Linked DNA regions of Mus musculus: region 1 is linked to region 2. Evidence: chromatin loops called from intact Hi-C (ENCODE). Cell type or tissue: heart. All regions are shown on one strand. Region 1 overlaps Cep350 (centrosomal protein 350). Region 2 holds the start of Gm51653 (a long non-coding RNA gene).

The links. Hi-C counts contacts between places; a loop is a spot of excess contacts. Peaks named below come from ENCODE experiments on the same cell type or tissue, not always from the same donor. Only the 100,000 strongest peaks of a DNase experiment are listed, where the experiment ranks them.
Region 1: it touches region 2 in a loop (3-fold over the local background); 4 of 42 quality-filtered maps call a loop at or near these places.

Annotation. Positions count from the first base shown.
Region 1 is chr1:155,909,113-155,917,112 of GRCm38, forward strand. Cep350 (centrosomal protein 350) reads right to left here. Exons shown (of 38, transcript NM_001039184.1): 16 at 6,337-6,539; 17 at 5,604-5,767; 18 at 2,776-2,886; 19 at 2,024-2,164; 20 at 1,506-1,642; 21 at 92-217. Among named protein-coding and RNA genes, the nearest start is that of Gm37383, 27 kb to the left of the region's middle. In heart, no CTCF peak of the experiment used is centred here; no DNase peak of the experiment used is centred here.
Region 2 is chr1:156,012,734-156,020,733 of GRCm38, forward strand. It overlaps Tor1aip1 (torsin A interacting protein 1), which reads right to left. Exons shown (of 10, transcript NM_001160018.1): 7 at 5,485-5,526; 8 at 4,778-4,846; 9 at 585-641. It overlaps Gm51653 (a long non-coding RNA gene), which reads left to right and starts at 5,839. Exons shown (of 3, transcript XR_003948071.1): 1 at 5,839-7,832. In heart, no CTCF peak of the experiment used is centred here; no DNase peak of the experiment used is centred here.

The DNA.
Region 1 (8,000 bases), 100 kb before region 2:
CAATTCATAGAAACAAAATTTAAAAGGAAAAGGCAACATTTAGAGCTTTTATCAGAGTTTACCACACTGTACTGATGAAAGCCTTCCTCACCTCCGGTAATCATGACTCTTGTATCTTGAAGACTCAGAGTAACTGTCACGGGAAGGGGAGAACTTCTGCCGCTTGGAGTCCACAGCGCCTTCTTTACTCTGGGAGTGTGAAGCAGAATGACTTATCCTAAAACAAGCAAAACAAAGTCTGATGAAGCACCAGGTCTCCAGGGAGGTAAGGACTTTAAATGCCGCTCCACAGAAATAGAACGTAAAATCCTGATGGATAACAATTACAAAATAAGTCTTAGAAAGCATTTTAGAATTCAAACAGAAATGGACATATAAAGAAAGAATACTCTCACTAGCCACTCCTAGTTTCAATAAAAAAATATGAATTAGAGACAGTTAAAACATTATTTAAGGACACCCCCACACAAAACACACACAAAGTAAGCAGGAAGTGGTGGCCCGTGCATTTAAGCCCAGAACTTGGGAAGCAGAGGCAGACCTCTGAGTTTGGGGCCTGATCTACAGAGTGAGTCCCTGTTTCAAAACCCAAACCAAACAAACAAACAAACAAACAAATCACAAAACTGTAAACAAACACCCCAAACAACAACACAAACCAAACCACCCACAAAGCTTGGAGTAATGGCTCCTGCTTGTCCTCTCTGCACATGGGGGAGGAAAGCAGAGACTGCCACCAGGTCTGGACAGCAGGGCTGCGCTGCACAGCAAGTGCCAGGCCAGACTGACTTCCAGTGTGGGATGCTGAAAAAAAGTCTCCCCAAAAGAAAACACACACATGCACACACACACACAGACACACACAGACACACAGACACACACACACACACACACACACACATACACACACAGACTAGGCACAGTGACTCACACCTTTACACTTGGGAGGCAGGATCTGAGCCCAGTCTACATAATAAACTCCCGGCCAGCCAGGGCTACAAAGTAAGACTCTTGTCTTAAAAAACTTTTTAAATGACTTTTGATTGTTTCTAGAGTAAAGTCCAAAATTCTAACATCTGCAAGGTCTCACCCAGGTTTCCATACCACTTCCCTCTTTGCTCTCTTCTTCCAGTCGCACTGGCCTTCTCTGTTTTGAATTCCACTTAAATATGTTGTACTCCTTTGTCCTTCAAGGTTTTTCCTCTGACTCTTTGCCTCCTTTCTATCACCCACTCCTTATCTACCATACCCCATCATAAGTCTCTAACACCTTCTTCATCTCCTGGCCTTCTGCTACTTGAATTTCAGTATTACATACCTCTGAAACACGTTTCTTTTCTAACACTTACCTAAGTTTATAAAGTTTTCATTCACTTAACTGAGTATTTGACAAATGTTCCTCTTCCCATTGGACTGTACACCCATAACTGTTTCCTCTAGACCCTAAATGGTGCATAGGATGAAAAGGTACCTCGTTACATAGATCTGAATGGCTGCATACTCACCTATCTGTTTCAGCTTTGGTCCTCAGTTTTCTCATGAAGTCTGGAAAATGCTGCCGCTGGTGGTCGTACAGTGTTGCTAGGGGAACTCCAGAAGTTGTGATGGCATCTGCGAGGTGTGTTCGAGTTAGTTCTGCCATCTAAATGTGAACACACCAAACAGTAAAAGTAGACTTTACAAAGGAGTCAGGAGAGCTGAAAAGGAACGTGATGCCCTGGGAAGATCACTGAACTGGGCTCGCAGACGGCTCCTCAGACAAAGGCTGCCAAGCTTGCAGGCCTGAGTTTGATCTCTGAGACCCCCAGGGTAGCAGGAGAGAGGCATCTCCTCCAAGCTGTCCCCTGACTGCAACATCAAACCCACGAGCCCTTCCCCATAACAAGTAAATAATGTGACCTTAGTGGGGCTTTACTCAGAATCACTAAGTCAAAGTATGCATCTTGTCAGTGTTAGGCACCCATTCCAGACGAGTTCTTAGTTATCCAGGATGGCTGAGAACAAAGGCTCCAGTGGCTCTCACCTCACAGATCTGCCGCGCTGCATCTGTGGTGAGGCGCGCGGTCTCTGATTGCTGAGCTGCTATTTTACAAGTTGCTTCCTGGAGGACTTCAGTCACTTCTCTTTGTGATTTAACCACCTGCTGTAAAGATTCTGCATGGACCTATAAATAAAAACGCTTAGGGGTTAGTCTTCCTTCCGTGTAGCTTAATTTTAACTTACAAATGTGTTTCATACTTGATGAAAAATACATTTGACTATAACCTGGATTTCACAGTTAATGGGTCTGTAAGTAATAAACTACTATGCACCGTGGTTGCCGCTTCTCTAAACTGGGACTGAGTTTTGACTACTTATTTCAAAGGTTTGCTACATAACTCAAATGCCATGAAATTACCACATATAAAGGACTAAACATTATTTACCACCTTTCTTTTTTACACTTATATGCTTAATGAGTTCTCCAGTCACTTTTTAAATACAAAGTTTTAGGTCTGGGCTGGAGAGATGGCTCAGTGGTTAAGAGCACTGACTGCTCTTCCGAAGGTCCTGAGTTCAAATCCCAGCAACCACATGGTGGCTCACAACCATCCATGATGAGATCTGATGGCCTCTTCTGGTGCATCTGAAGACAGCTACAGTGTACTTAAATATATTAATAAATAAATCTTCAAATAAATAAATCTTCAAATAAATAAATCTTCAAATAAATAAATAAATAAATAAATAAAGTTTTAGGTCTAATAAACCACCATCTGCCAGGAAACAAATTACCTGAGCTGTTTTGTTCCGGGTTTCTTCTAACTGTCTCTGACACTCCAAAGCCTCCTGTTCAGCTTTTAGCTTCAATAAGGCCAAATCTCTTTCATGACGTTGCTGCTGTGCCTTTCAATTAAAGTGATCAAATATTAATTCTTCAGCATAAAATGTGTTATTACAGCTGCTACAGTCAACACATTGCTTTGTTCCCTATTTTCCCTCCTGTTTTCTTCAAATAGGTCCTTTATGGACCAAGCTGGCCTCGAACTAACAGGCAATCTGTCTCAGTTTCCTGAAGAGCTAGGATTGCAAACATGAGCCACCATACTAGACTCACAGTGTTGTTCCTAATGTAAGTGACAGGTGCCAAACACCAAGCCTAAAGGAAAGGTAGCACACTCTAACGTCATCAGACATCTTACTGTTCACTGGCAGGACTTAGTGGCTATCTACCATGTATCACTATTTCTATACAGAAATTTTATGAGAATACCAAAGCTGGCTAGAAAGAAAACTATACCATCTAACTCTTCGATTTTACTAAAGTTATGTATGTGAAGATAAAATTAATGTCTCAGTTCTCATCATTTTGACTTTGTTTCTGAAGGAGCAACTTCATCTAAAATGTTGCCTCCCTAAAGGCCTCCTTTAGGTTTAAAAAAAAATCCTTTCTGACACCATTATTCCATACTGTGTTAATTCCAAGTATATATGTTCCATCTCTTCTGGAATGGTACTAAATAGCATGGTTCCCTATAGGTGGTTAGCCTATACATGAAGTTATATAATGGGATTTCCTAAATTATAATATGGCATGGAAAAGAAATCTGTGTATCTGTGAGCATGTATGTGGGTGTATGTAACTGTTTCACATTGTAAAGGGATTCAGGATTCCTGCCTACCCTGGCTAATTAACAATAGTGTTATCCAGTTACTGCAACAGTACAAAGTCCCTAGATGTTTTCAATATGGCCCATGAATCATAAAAAGAGATTGATGTCTACTTTGTTAAGAACTGCCAGACTCAATGCTTATTCCAAACCCATGATCAGTATGGTCTTTCTACTGCAGTGAGGCCAAACATTCAATGTTAAACCATTTTAGAAGCCGGGCAGTGGTGGCGCACGCCTTTAATCCCAGCAACCAGAGGCAGGAGGATTTCTGTGTTCGAGGTCAGCCTGGTCTACAGAGTAAGTTCCAGGACAGCCAGAGCTATACAGAGAAACCCTGTCTCAGAAAAAATAAAACAACAACAACAACAACAACAAAAAACCCCACATTTTAGAAAACAATATGAGAGTTTTTCACTAAGTTTTAAGTGCTTATACATGACCCAAGCAATAATCCTGGGTATTCATGCAAGAAAAATGAAAATATATTGTATATCAACCAACAAGAAAATACATGGACAATTAAGACCTACTTACTAATCACTGGTTTATTACTAGGCAAAAATACAATGTCATACATAAATTCTAGCTTTATGTTGAATAAAATAAACTATAATAGAGTTAGAAATAAACATGAATATACATATATAATTCTGGAAGAGACAAAAAATAAGCCATAGCATAAGAAAACGGACTGAATACCCCTCTGGGAATTAACAGAAAATGGGCATGGGATGAGAGAAGTTTTCTATTGATTAGATGGTTGTTGTGGAGAAATATACATTAATTAAAACTGCACAGCTAAAATCTGCATTGTTTAATTGAATGTAATACCTAAGTAAAATAAAATAAAAATGGTGCCCTAGAGCTTCCACAAAGGAGAACACTGGTTAACCTCTGGATGTGCTGAGTTACAGTGCACACTATCCTTGTTTTATAAAACATCTGGATCTCAGAAATGGTTCCTTGGTTGGTTTGCTTAGTTCAAATAAAGCATAAAAAAAAATCAAATAAAGTGGGGGCAGCAAGATCACACAACAAGGAAAGGGGCTTCCTGCCGGGCTCTACAGCCCGAGTTCAATCTCCAAGACCGACATGGTGGAAGAAGTGATTTTCATGAGTTGTCCTCTGATCGCCTGAGACTATACACATACAATAGACAAATGCATTTTAAATAAATAATAACAAATGTTAACAAATATAAAGAACAACAATAACAAAAATCACCACCAACAAACAAACAAAGTAAAGCAAAACAAAACAACAACCACCACCCAGAGAAACGTAGTCAATTTCAGGGAAAAAAAAGGTGACTGTTATCATTAATCTTCATTAATTCAATCGTTCATTTTCAGTTATTAAAGCAGAGTATAAGACATGGAAAACAAAGCATGTGACAGAGTGACTGAGATGGCGCTCTCCAGCTCGGCTGCACATTCAATTCTCAATTCTCTTGGGGGTGCCAATTGTTTTGGTTTGTTTGGTTTGGCCTTTAAGGAAGAGTGTGGTTACAGAGCTCCAGTTGACCTTAAATTCCTGATCCTCCTGACTCAGCTTCACAAATGATAAGATTCAAGTGTCCTCTACCAAATCAGGCTTCCAGTTTCTTTTTAGTAATCCATGTGACAGTTTTTCTTTTGTTAGTTATAGGTAATATACAGACTATTTTTAATTCTCCTTGGAAGTTTGAATTTTTTTCTTTTTTTAGGCAGGGTTTCTCTCTATGTAGTCTTAGCTGCTCTGGAACTTGCTATATAGACCTTGCTGGCCTTGAACTCACTGAAAGACTCTTGCCTCTGCCTCCTGAATGCTGGGATTAAACATATGCACCACAATGCCTAGCTTGAAAGTTTTGTTTTGTTTTGTTTACCAAACAAAACTCATTAAGGGTAATTCTAAACACAAAGAAAAGAAGAAAACCACAGGAACAAATTACAAAAATTCAGCTACTACCTTTATGATCTGAGCCAGAGATACACTCTCCTGCTGAGCGAGGGCAATGCCCCTAACTCTCTCCACGTCGGACAGCTGGCGCACTGACTCCTCGAGAGCACTCAGGTAACTGAGTTCTGCAGCCATGCGATGCTGAAGGCCAGCAGGAGAGAAACGCTGAGGACCTGGGCACAGATGCATCGTTAAATCAAAAGGCTCACACAAAACCACAACACCAGCTCTCATTTTATGAGCACGTGACAAATCTACCTTTTCTTTGTACTAAAGACAGTGACTTACTAATATACTGTATTTTAATAGTTACTTCTTTTTCTCTCTTATGGGCATGTCTATATACATATTACATGCCTACAGATGAAACATAATATTTGGGGGATGAGTTTTGACTAACGATGACAACATGGAAAAAATGAACACTGTTGAACGTATGCTTTTGAATATTTAATTTCTACACAGTTTTTGCTCAATACTTAAAAGAGTAATCATATAAACTTGAAGTAACATTTCCCTACCACTTAGTTCGCAGTTTTTCTTGTTAGTTTCTACCTCTCTCTTGACAGATGGTTTCATGGACCCCAAGCTCACCTAACTCACTCGGTTGCCTCGACTGAGGTGTGTGCATCCTGCGTGTGATTTATGTGGTGTCCGGTGAGCCCAGGCTAGGCCTGCACTCCACTAGCAGAGTTATATGGACCCTGTACTTTCAAACTTTTACCTGCATGAATCTGCTTACCTGGTGCTGAAGCCATCTCTGTTTTATTCACGTCAGTAAAAGCTGCAGTGGGCTTAAATCCAGTTGTAGTTGGAGGTACTATGACTGAGGACTTAGATCTTTCTAAGGAAGTCCCAGGAAGGTCAAACTGTAACAATTTCTGTGAACTTGGAGATAGGGGAGAAGTTGGAGTCTTCTGAGATCTTCCCTTGTCTGAAGAGCCACTAGAAGTTTTTGCATAAAGACATTAGAGAAACTATTCCAAGAAGCATGTAATCAGAAAGAATAACAAACATTTTTTCTTTACCAACATGAATTAACTTTACCAATACTAGCTATGATGGAGGAGTCATCCACAGTCACTGCTTGACTGGATCGCATGAATACTTCTCTAGTTGCTAGATACACGGCGTTGAACAAGCTAGGTAAACGGCCTCTAAATAAAATAGTGAAGTAGCGTATTGACTAAACTAGCACTGAACAAGTCACATACAGCACAGTTCATTCATTCCATTATGAAGCAAAACCTAAGACAGCCACTATACACTAATAAAAATATAACTGTGTAAAAACTTTAGAAACAAATATTAAAACATGTACCTCAAATAAAATATCATTTTGTGTTTAAATTTCTTTAAAGCCATGATTCTTAATTTTCTCTGTTAAGCCAAAGGTCATAGCAAAAAGTTATTTGCATACTGTCATCTCCAAATGCTTAATATATGTTTAACTATGCATACTGAATTTTTTAATACTGTAACACTGTCTGAGCTTTTCTTAAGTAACTTCATATAACTGATTGTAACAACTCTTAAGGCATTTAACACATCACAAGACACCTCTCATTCATATTTACTTATATTGGATCTCTATTTGGTGGATAAATTAAGAGATTATCTACAAAGTATTTAGCATAGTTGTTGTTTTTTGTTTTTTCAAGTATAGCCTTGGCTGTCCTGTAACTCGATTTGTAGACCAGGGTGAACTGGAACTCACAGAGATCCACCTGCCTCTGTCTCCCAAGCAGAGATCAAAGGTATGGGACACCACACCTGGTGCAATTAAGACATTTTTACATTTTTGGTTGTGAGCCTAGCCTTTAACGGCTGAGCCATCTCTCCAGCCCTTAAGACATTTTTAATAAACTAAAATAGGTTTTCTTTTAGCTTCTGAAAAAAAGTGATAGATTTCAAAGGCAAAAATTGGGCCTACCTTGAATATCTGAATAAAAATAGTGTTGAAAGGTATTTACTGGCTTAACGAGATCTCTACCAGATGACTTAGAGAGTCTAACAGTAGTCCCCTACACACACAGTGGGGATATGTTTTTAGTACCTCCAACAGATCCCTGAAACCACACTATTTACACATATACATGTTTAATGCCTTTCCTGTACATTAAAAAATATATATATATTTTGTGTATGTGTGTGTATCTGAGTGTATGGTTCTGTAGGACCTGGTGCAGGAGCCTAAGGTGACCAAAACAGAGCACTGGATTCCCTAGAACTGGAGTTACAGGGAGTTGAGAGTAACAACATGGGTGCTAAGAACCACAGCCGGGTCCTCTGGAAGAGCCCTGAGTGCTCTTATGCACTTAGCCATCTCTCCAGCCTAACTTTTTCATCTTAACTTGCTACTTGCTACCCGGTGTGGCTGTGAACGTTAGAGTTTGAGGCACTACA
Region 2 (8,000 bases):
GTAACATGCTTTGGGAATAAGAAAATTCTTCAAGGCTGTATACAAGGTAAGTGTTCCAGTTTAGTTCCAATACACCTCTGTGACTTCAAAACCTGCAGCATTTGTTTCAATCACACTTATGCTCCCTTCCTGCTAATCTGACCTACTTCAGTGTAATGATAAGGGTGGCTTCCTCACTAACAGACTATTAGTGCCATGTGTGTGCACAGGCCATGGTGGGTGTACGCATGCGCGTGGAGGTCAGAGTGTAACGTTGCCAAGTCGCTTCTCTCCTCCACCTTTATATGGTTCCAGAGTCTGAACTTTGGTGCTGAGGCTCAGACAGTAAGATTTTACTCACCGAACAATCTCTCCAGCCCTACTTATCAACATTTATTCTTGGTACTATGAACAATAAAGTCAAGAGGAAACTAGATGTTTCATATGGTTTGCCTCCACAGAATTTCCCTGCTGATATAGTATATACTTTTTCCAAAGAAGTGCTTATATGATGCTTCAAATAGCATCAAGTCATACTGCTGTCAAAAAAATGTTATAAATCCAAGCCATCAAGTTTGGCCCACATAATGATTAGACAGACTTACGTGGCCTGGAGGTTGATGGAGACTGGTTTCCAAAGTTGGATTTCTGAATGTTGTTATCTAAAATAAAAAGTAATTTCAGAAGACCATCAATTTTATGTTTTATTTGCCCATGTATTCTCATTACAGGAAAGAAAATGCAGGGGTCAAGCAGAGGTGGTAGGTGAAACAGAGTCTCCAAACGCCTGCTACACTGATGCCCCTCAAAGTTCATCACAGCAACAGTATCCGAGTTACTACAGAGGGAACCCTTACACACTCAGTGTAGAGAGAGAAAGCCTCGCAGCTTACGTGTTAGGAACAAAGGTAAGAAAAACATGTACACCCTAATAAGCCTGAAATCACCTGGAAAATGACTATTTACAAAACTGCTACCTGTGAAGATAATGTAAGAAAGAGGAAAATGTAGGTTATGAATTACTAAATTACATGGAATAAGGAATTTCCATATAAAACGCAATCTTAAATCATTATTTTCTATCTTAGAATGACTGAAATAGTTCCTCTAGGATTCTGGCCATTACATTCTTAATTACTATTTTTAAGATCTTATAAAACAAAACAAAACAAAACAAAACATAACAAAACAAAACAAAACTGTATCAAGAGACAGAGAGGCCCAACAACTTCACTGGCATGGCCTCCATTTGTGATCACACCCATCTACCACCTGCCCGCAGTAACTTTGGTATAGACAACTTCTGAACAGATAGATGACCTTCCTTGTGCTTGAGAAGCACTGGACTAGATCACAGGAATAAATACTGCTAAGATACAGAAATTGCCTTGAGTCATATGACCAGAAAACAGAAACAAAACTGAAACACTCAACAAGCAAGCAAGACAAAGTGACATCGTGCTAACTCTAAGAGCCGATTCTTTGGGTTACCAATTCTGCTCATGAAACTTTATTAGAAACATTTAAATTATGCCGTAGGTTACAAATGCACTATTAAAAACCAAATACTAAAAAGGCCCCAATATATCAGATGCTCATCTTAAAGACCTTATTACATAATTACAAAGATAAATGGGAAATGGCAGTTCTGTGATGTTCTACTCTTTACGATGGATATGACTAATAAGTATTAAATATGTGTTATACACACTATGTATGTAATCCATAGATCATAAACATACTTTGAAGCCTGCTATGTATAAACTGCTGAGGTATTCTCTCTTCCTTACTAAATCACTAAAAGCAGTAAGAGAAACATGAAAATCTATAGGGATTTTCAAGTCCAAAGTTATAGCAGCAGTTACTCCATAAAGTCAAGAGTGCAGGGCCGTGAATCTGCCAGTTATTGATTTTTACATGATATAAGTAAGCATTAACAATTATGTGGCCAGGCGGTGGTGGCGCACACCTTTAATTCCAACACTCGGGAGGCAGAGGCAGGTGGATTTCTGAGTTCAAGGACAGCCTGGTCTACAAAGTGAGTTCCAGGACAGCCAGTGCTACACAGAGAAACCCTGTCTCAAACAAAACAAAACAAAACAAAACAAAACAAAACAAAACAAAACAAAACAAAACATGAGAGAGAAGAGCTCAGGCTTGATGGTGTACAACTAAGATCAAGCACTCAGAGGTGGCACAAAAATAAGGAGAAGTCTAGAGCTGGCTATGTGAGATCCTGTCCAAAAACCAAAGCAGTAGCAACCAGAAGCTAAACAAAACACCCGTGACAAAAGTTTAAACAATTATCTTGAACTGAAGAGTAACTATGTAAAGGCTGTTACAAAATCACTATTGGTGTCTTTCACTGTTACAAATATTTTCATCCTTGTCATTGTTCTATACTAAACAAAACTTTGTTAATAGACTAATAATCTTTCTTTCCTTGGTCTAGATATGTAGCCCAAGGTGTCTTCAAACCTCCTGTTTAGGCAGCCCAATTATAGGTGTGCACTACTATACTCAACTTGATGAATGCATATTTCTTGCATGCCATTTTTCTACAACACTCTCAAAGTTCAGTACAATACCTAGGTACGGTAGTTACAAGTACTTAACTCAAAATTCTAAAACTTAACAACAAATTTGGTGTCAAAAAACAAAAAACAAAAACAAAAACAAAAAACCCCCAAAAACAATGCTAAGCCAGTCATGGTGACTTAATTTCAGGCCAGCCAGAGTTATACGGTTGAGACCCTCTCTCAGGAATAACAGCAGTAGCAGTTTCCTTTCGCAATGAGCAACATCTTAGAGAAAATAAAAAGGGTTTTGAGAGATATCACTAAGGTAAAGATAGCAGAGACTGCTCTTCCAGAGGACAAGAGTCCAAATCTCCCATCAGGGAGTTCATAGCTCTAGCTCCACAGGATCTGTCACCCTCCTCTAACCTCTGAAGGTACTATACTTGTGTGCAAATACAGCACACACACTTCAGTCTCGAGCTGAAGTGACAGCTCAGCAGTTAAGGGTACTTGGTACTTTTTACAGAGGACCTGAGTTCAGTTCCTGAGATCTACTGTCTCTAGCTCCAGCTCTGAGAGAACCAAAGCCCTCTTCCAGCTCATGGATAAGCATGCACATGCACACACACACACGCGCATACACACACAAATAAATTTAATCTAAAAAAAGTTTAAAAATCTTCTCTGGTATCAATGTATATAAATTTTTTTCTTTGCTATTTCCTGGAATACAGTATTATAAACTAAGAAATACCCCAAGAAGCTCTGAATTTTCCATGGTATAGAGACTACCATTACTGCATTTTCTACTTTCAATGCTACCTCTTAGATTTTAATTTTCAATCAGGAGGCAGGTGGAGCTCTCTGAGTTAAGGTCAGTTTGGTCTACATAGTGAATTCTAGGACAGTCATGTCTACACAGAGAGATGCTGTCTCTCAAATTTAAAAGAAAAAAAAGATTTTTCATTAATTCTAATAATCTGAATAATTAGTATTTGGCTTCCTAAGTATAAGAGGCAATGAAAAACAAATTTTAAGAGGAAATGCTTTTCTTTTCTTTTTTTTTGTTTTGTTTTTTCTTTTGGTTTTTCGAGACAGGGTTTCTCTGTGTAGCCCTGGCTGTCCTCCAACTCAGAAATTCACCTCCCGAGTGCTGGGATTAAAGGCGTGTGCCACCATCCCCGGCAGGAAATGCTTTTCTACTATCAAGTAGTACACACAACACTGAAAAATAATAGCCAAAAGTAAGGCAGGAGGAAAGGGTGTTTTCATTTTATGCGGCTAAATAGCTCGTTTAAGAGTGGAATACAGACTCTGATGAGGAAAAGTCAACTGTAATCATTAGAGATTACCGCAATCTCTAAGTGTGTCAGTCCTTCCATGAGCAACAGATAAATGTGAGGGTTTTATACAGTCTGGTGTGATGGTACCCACCATTCTAAAACCCCAACTCTTGAGCAGCTGAGGCTAAAGGATGGCATTCTAGACAATGTGGGCCGTAGAGTGAAACACTGTTCTCAGACCCAAAACCAAATTCTGTGGTGTGGGAGGGTGAAGAGCAAAGCACCATGCAGGGCAGAAAACAATGGACAGTTCACACAGCCAATACAGATATAATCAATAACTGACCTGACTTGATTTCCTGCGTGTTTTTTGTTCATCTTGTGACTGAACCCAGTGTTTTATGCATGCTGGCCAAATGCCCCACCACTTAGTTACATCTTCAGCACTAATATGGATGTATTTCTACAGACATAATGACAGACTGAGCTCAAAGTATGGTCATTTTGTCACATCAATTTACAGATTTATTAAAAAAGATTTATTTATTTTATGTATATGAGTGCATTCTTATTGTCTTCAGACATACCAGAAGAGGGCATCAGCCCAACAGATATTTCTTCCATTCAGTGACATTTGTGCTACCCTAAACATAATCATGAAAATACTATTTGTGAATTTTCAGCCTTTATGACATGAAATATGGGGCAAAGAAGGCTGCAGTAGAGTGCTTATCTATATGAAGTCCACGAGAACACACACACACACACACACACACACACACACACACCTGAAATTATTAGCTGCTAGCTCGTGAGGTGTGAGGCCTGGGAACGGCCCCCACTGGTTTTCGCATGCCACTTCCTACACTGCACTGGCTGCATTGGCTGCACTCTCATCTGGGAACAGAGCTGACGGTTGGTACTGACCGGAAGAGCTCAGTATTTGTTATGTTAGATAGTCACAAAGTTCAGCAGCAAAGAGAGGGGTCTACTTACACGCCATTCTACTCCTCATTCGTACAGCTCGGTCAACCCACTCCTGAGGGTTTTCCTGACATCCTGAGGCTGAAGCAAAAACACAAACACACATCATTTCGTATACTAAATTTATAACATAGTTCAACATATACAATAAATATAACAGGGAGGGGAATGCAGGGAGGAACACATCAAAGGTAAAAGCCTCTGAAGAAAAAGATAACGTCCTGGGGTCAGACTAGTGACGACAAAAGCCTTCCCTCAGACAGAAATAATTGCCCACCAGATAAAACTATGATGTATATCTTTACTCTGATCTAACACTGAGTTCAAAACTATTCCACTGGTTTCTAGTTACATTTAAGAAGAAAAGTTGGGCAATTACCCTCCAAGTAAATTATTGAGGCTAAAACAGCCCTGAATAGAATGCCAAATCAGAGTAATTATTACATACAGGACCATTGTGTGTTGGACTTAAAAAGCTGAGGTGAAATGATTTAAAATCAAATTACAACTTTATTTATTTATTTGGTCTCTTGAGTTGGGGTTTCTCTGTGTAGCCCTGGCTGTCCTAGACCTCACTCTGTAGACCAGGCTGGTCTGGAACTCAGAAACCCTCCTGTCTTTGCTGGAATTAAAGGTGTGTGTTATCAAGTTTGGCCACGTTGGGACTTTTTATTGACTGAACAAGGCAGGAAGAGGGCTGACTGAAACAGAGAACTTACTCAGCAGTAATGGCTGATTCTCATGAGCTGGGAAGTCCTGATCTAGAACAGAGAAAAGGAGTAAAGTCAGAGAACAATGGGGACAGAGACAGAAGGAGCTAACACAGCCATTTCACCTATCTACCAGACAAAGAAACTGATCCAACCCTCTGACCAGTCAAACACACAATCAATATGTATTTTTTCCCTTTTGTGTGCATGTGTATGTTGAGTGCTGGTGCCTGCAGAAGCAGAAGGTGTTGGATCTTCTGAATTGGAGTCACGGGTGGTTCTGAGATGTCCACTGCGGTGTTAGGAACTGAACTCCCGTCCTCTGCAAGCACATTTAACCAGAGTCATCTTCCCATCTTTTTTTTTTTTTTTTTTTTTTTTTTTTTTTTTTTGCTTTTTGAGACAGGGTTTCTCTGTGTAGCCCTGGCTGTCCTGGAACTCACTTTGTAGACCAGGCTGTCCTCGAACTCAGAAATCCGCCTGGCCCTGCCTCCTGAGTGCTGGGATTAAAGGCGTGCACCACCACCGCCTGGCTCATCTTCTCATCTTATTTCCCTTTTTCTAAACTAGAAACACCTAGCACTGGACAACGATAAGATGTCAGCTCTAGGATCATTACTCTGAAAATGGCTATGCGGAAGCTGTGGCTCAGTGGCAAAGCACTCCCGTCGTGTGCGTGAGGCTTTCATTCCCAGCACAGAAAGGAAAAAGAAAAGCCCATCAACCACCTGACCAGGCTATGGCAGGCTGATGAGATGTCCGCCATAAGTCTTGGGGCAACATTTCATACTTGGGCCCCAGTTGGCAACACTCGTTGTGGAAGTTTAGGGGGCATGGCTTTGTTGGAGATGTGTCACTGGGGGCAGAGGTTCTGAACTTTTGTGTGTGTTCTCACAGTCTCCTGCTTGCAGTTTGAGATTCAAGCTCCCAGCAATTACTGCTGCCATGCCTTCACTCTTGACATCATGGATTTTAACCCTTTGGAACTGTAAACTCAAATAAACTCTTCCTTCTAGAACAGTGGTTTCCAACTGTGGGTCGTAAACCCCCCCAGGGATCTCAAAGCAGATATCCTGCATATCAGATATTTTAAAATGGGTGTTTGCATGTGTGAAAATGATGGACATATATGTACACACACACACATACACTTTCTCTCTCTCATATTATATCATATCAAATACTAAAAAAGTACTCTATAGAAAATGTTTTTAAGGCTGCATCTAATAATAAAACTCAATTAGACAGGTTCTTCTTATTGATACATAACAAAATATGGCAACTTAGATTCAATGAAATATTTTCAAAAAGGAAATGTCTCAAATCTTGAAGTTTAATTTAAAAATAGAAAAAGGTGAAAATGCTATTATTCTGCTTAACCTAAGAACACATATATACTCATTATAGATTATCCACAATAGAAAGTAATAGCATTTAAGAAAACCGTTGAACTGATGTAGAGCAAAGTGATAGAATGCTTGCCTAAAAGTACTAAAAACCTGGCTCAACCCTTAGGACCCCTAAAAAATCAAAACCAAATGTCACTCATGATCATTGTTAACTGCATCTTAAAACATTACTTCTAATATTTTGTATTCTGTCATCTCAACAACAAAAATGAAAAATTACAAAGCTATAAGACTCACTACTCTATCAGTGAACAAACTAAAAGCAATCCACTACCTGGTAATATAACCAAAGACACAGCACAAACAGGCAGGACAGGGCTGGTCTCCTCCTAGGAGCTTGCACTACTTACTGTGTGGCAGCCCCTCAGTGAATCTGGATGATTGCCAGCTGCTGGGGTGGCTTCATCTAAACCACAAAGTATCTGTAGCATCACCTTACAGTGCTCATTTCATGGGAGAATAATGAGTAATGAACAGAGTGAGGCAGATACACTGCAGGCAATAACCTGAAGTACAGGATTTGGCTTTAAATCCTTCTTGGCCTGCAAACTGTACCACAGACATCTTCTTTTACGTGACATGAAAGCAGAAGGAAGGACGATTTTTTGCAAGGAGGAAAGGATGGAGCTGAAGTGGAGGTGTAGAAGCCGGGCGTGGTGGCGCACGCCTTTAATCCCAGCACTCGGGAGGCAGAGACAAGTGAATTTCTGAGTTCGAGGCCAGCCTGGTCTACAGAGTGAGTTCCAGGACAGCCAGGGCTACACAGAGAAACCCTGTCTCGAAAAACAAAAACAAAACAAAACAAAACAAACAAAAAAGAAGCCTGAGCACACCTACATTCCACCACAGATGGGGGAGGGGCTCAAGACAACACTTCACAGAAGGACCTAATAGGCAGTTAACAGTTGCTGGGGAAGGGAAGTCATATCCTCAGTGGGGTAGCCACTGGTAAGTTACCCTTGCCCAAATAACCACCTCCCTCCCACCCACCTCTACTCATTCAAGCAGCCCTAATTAAAGGGAAGTGGGAGCGTAGACTACAAACCAAGGAGGAAGGGGACTTGCTGGGGGAAGCTTAGCAGGAGGCAAAGGGAGATGGGAGAGGATAGTGGGGGG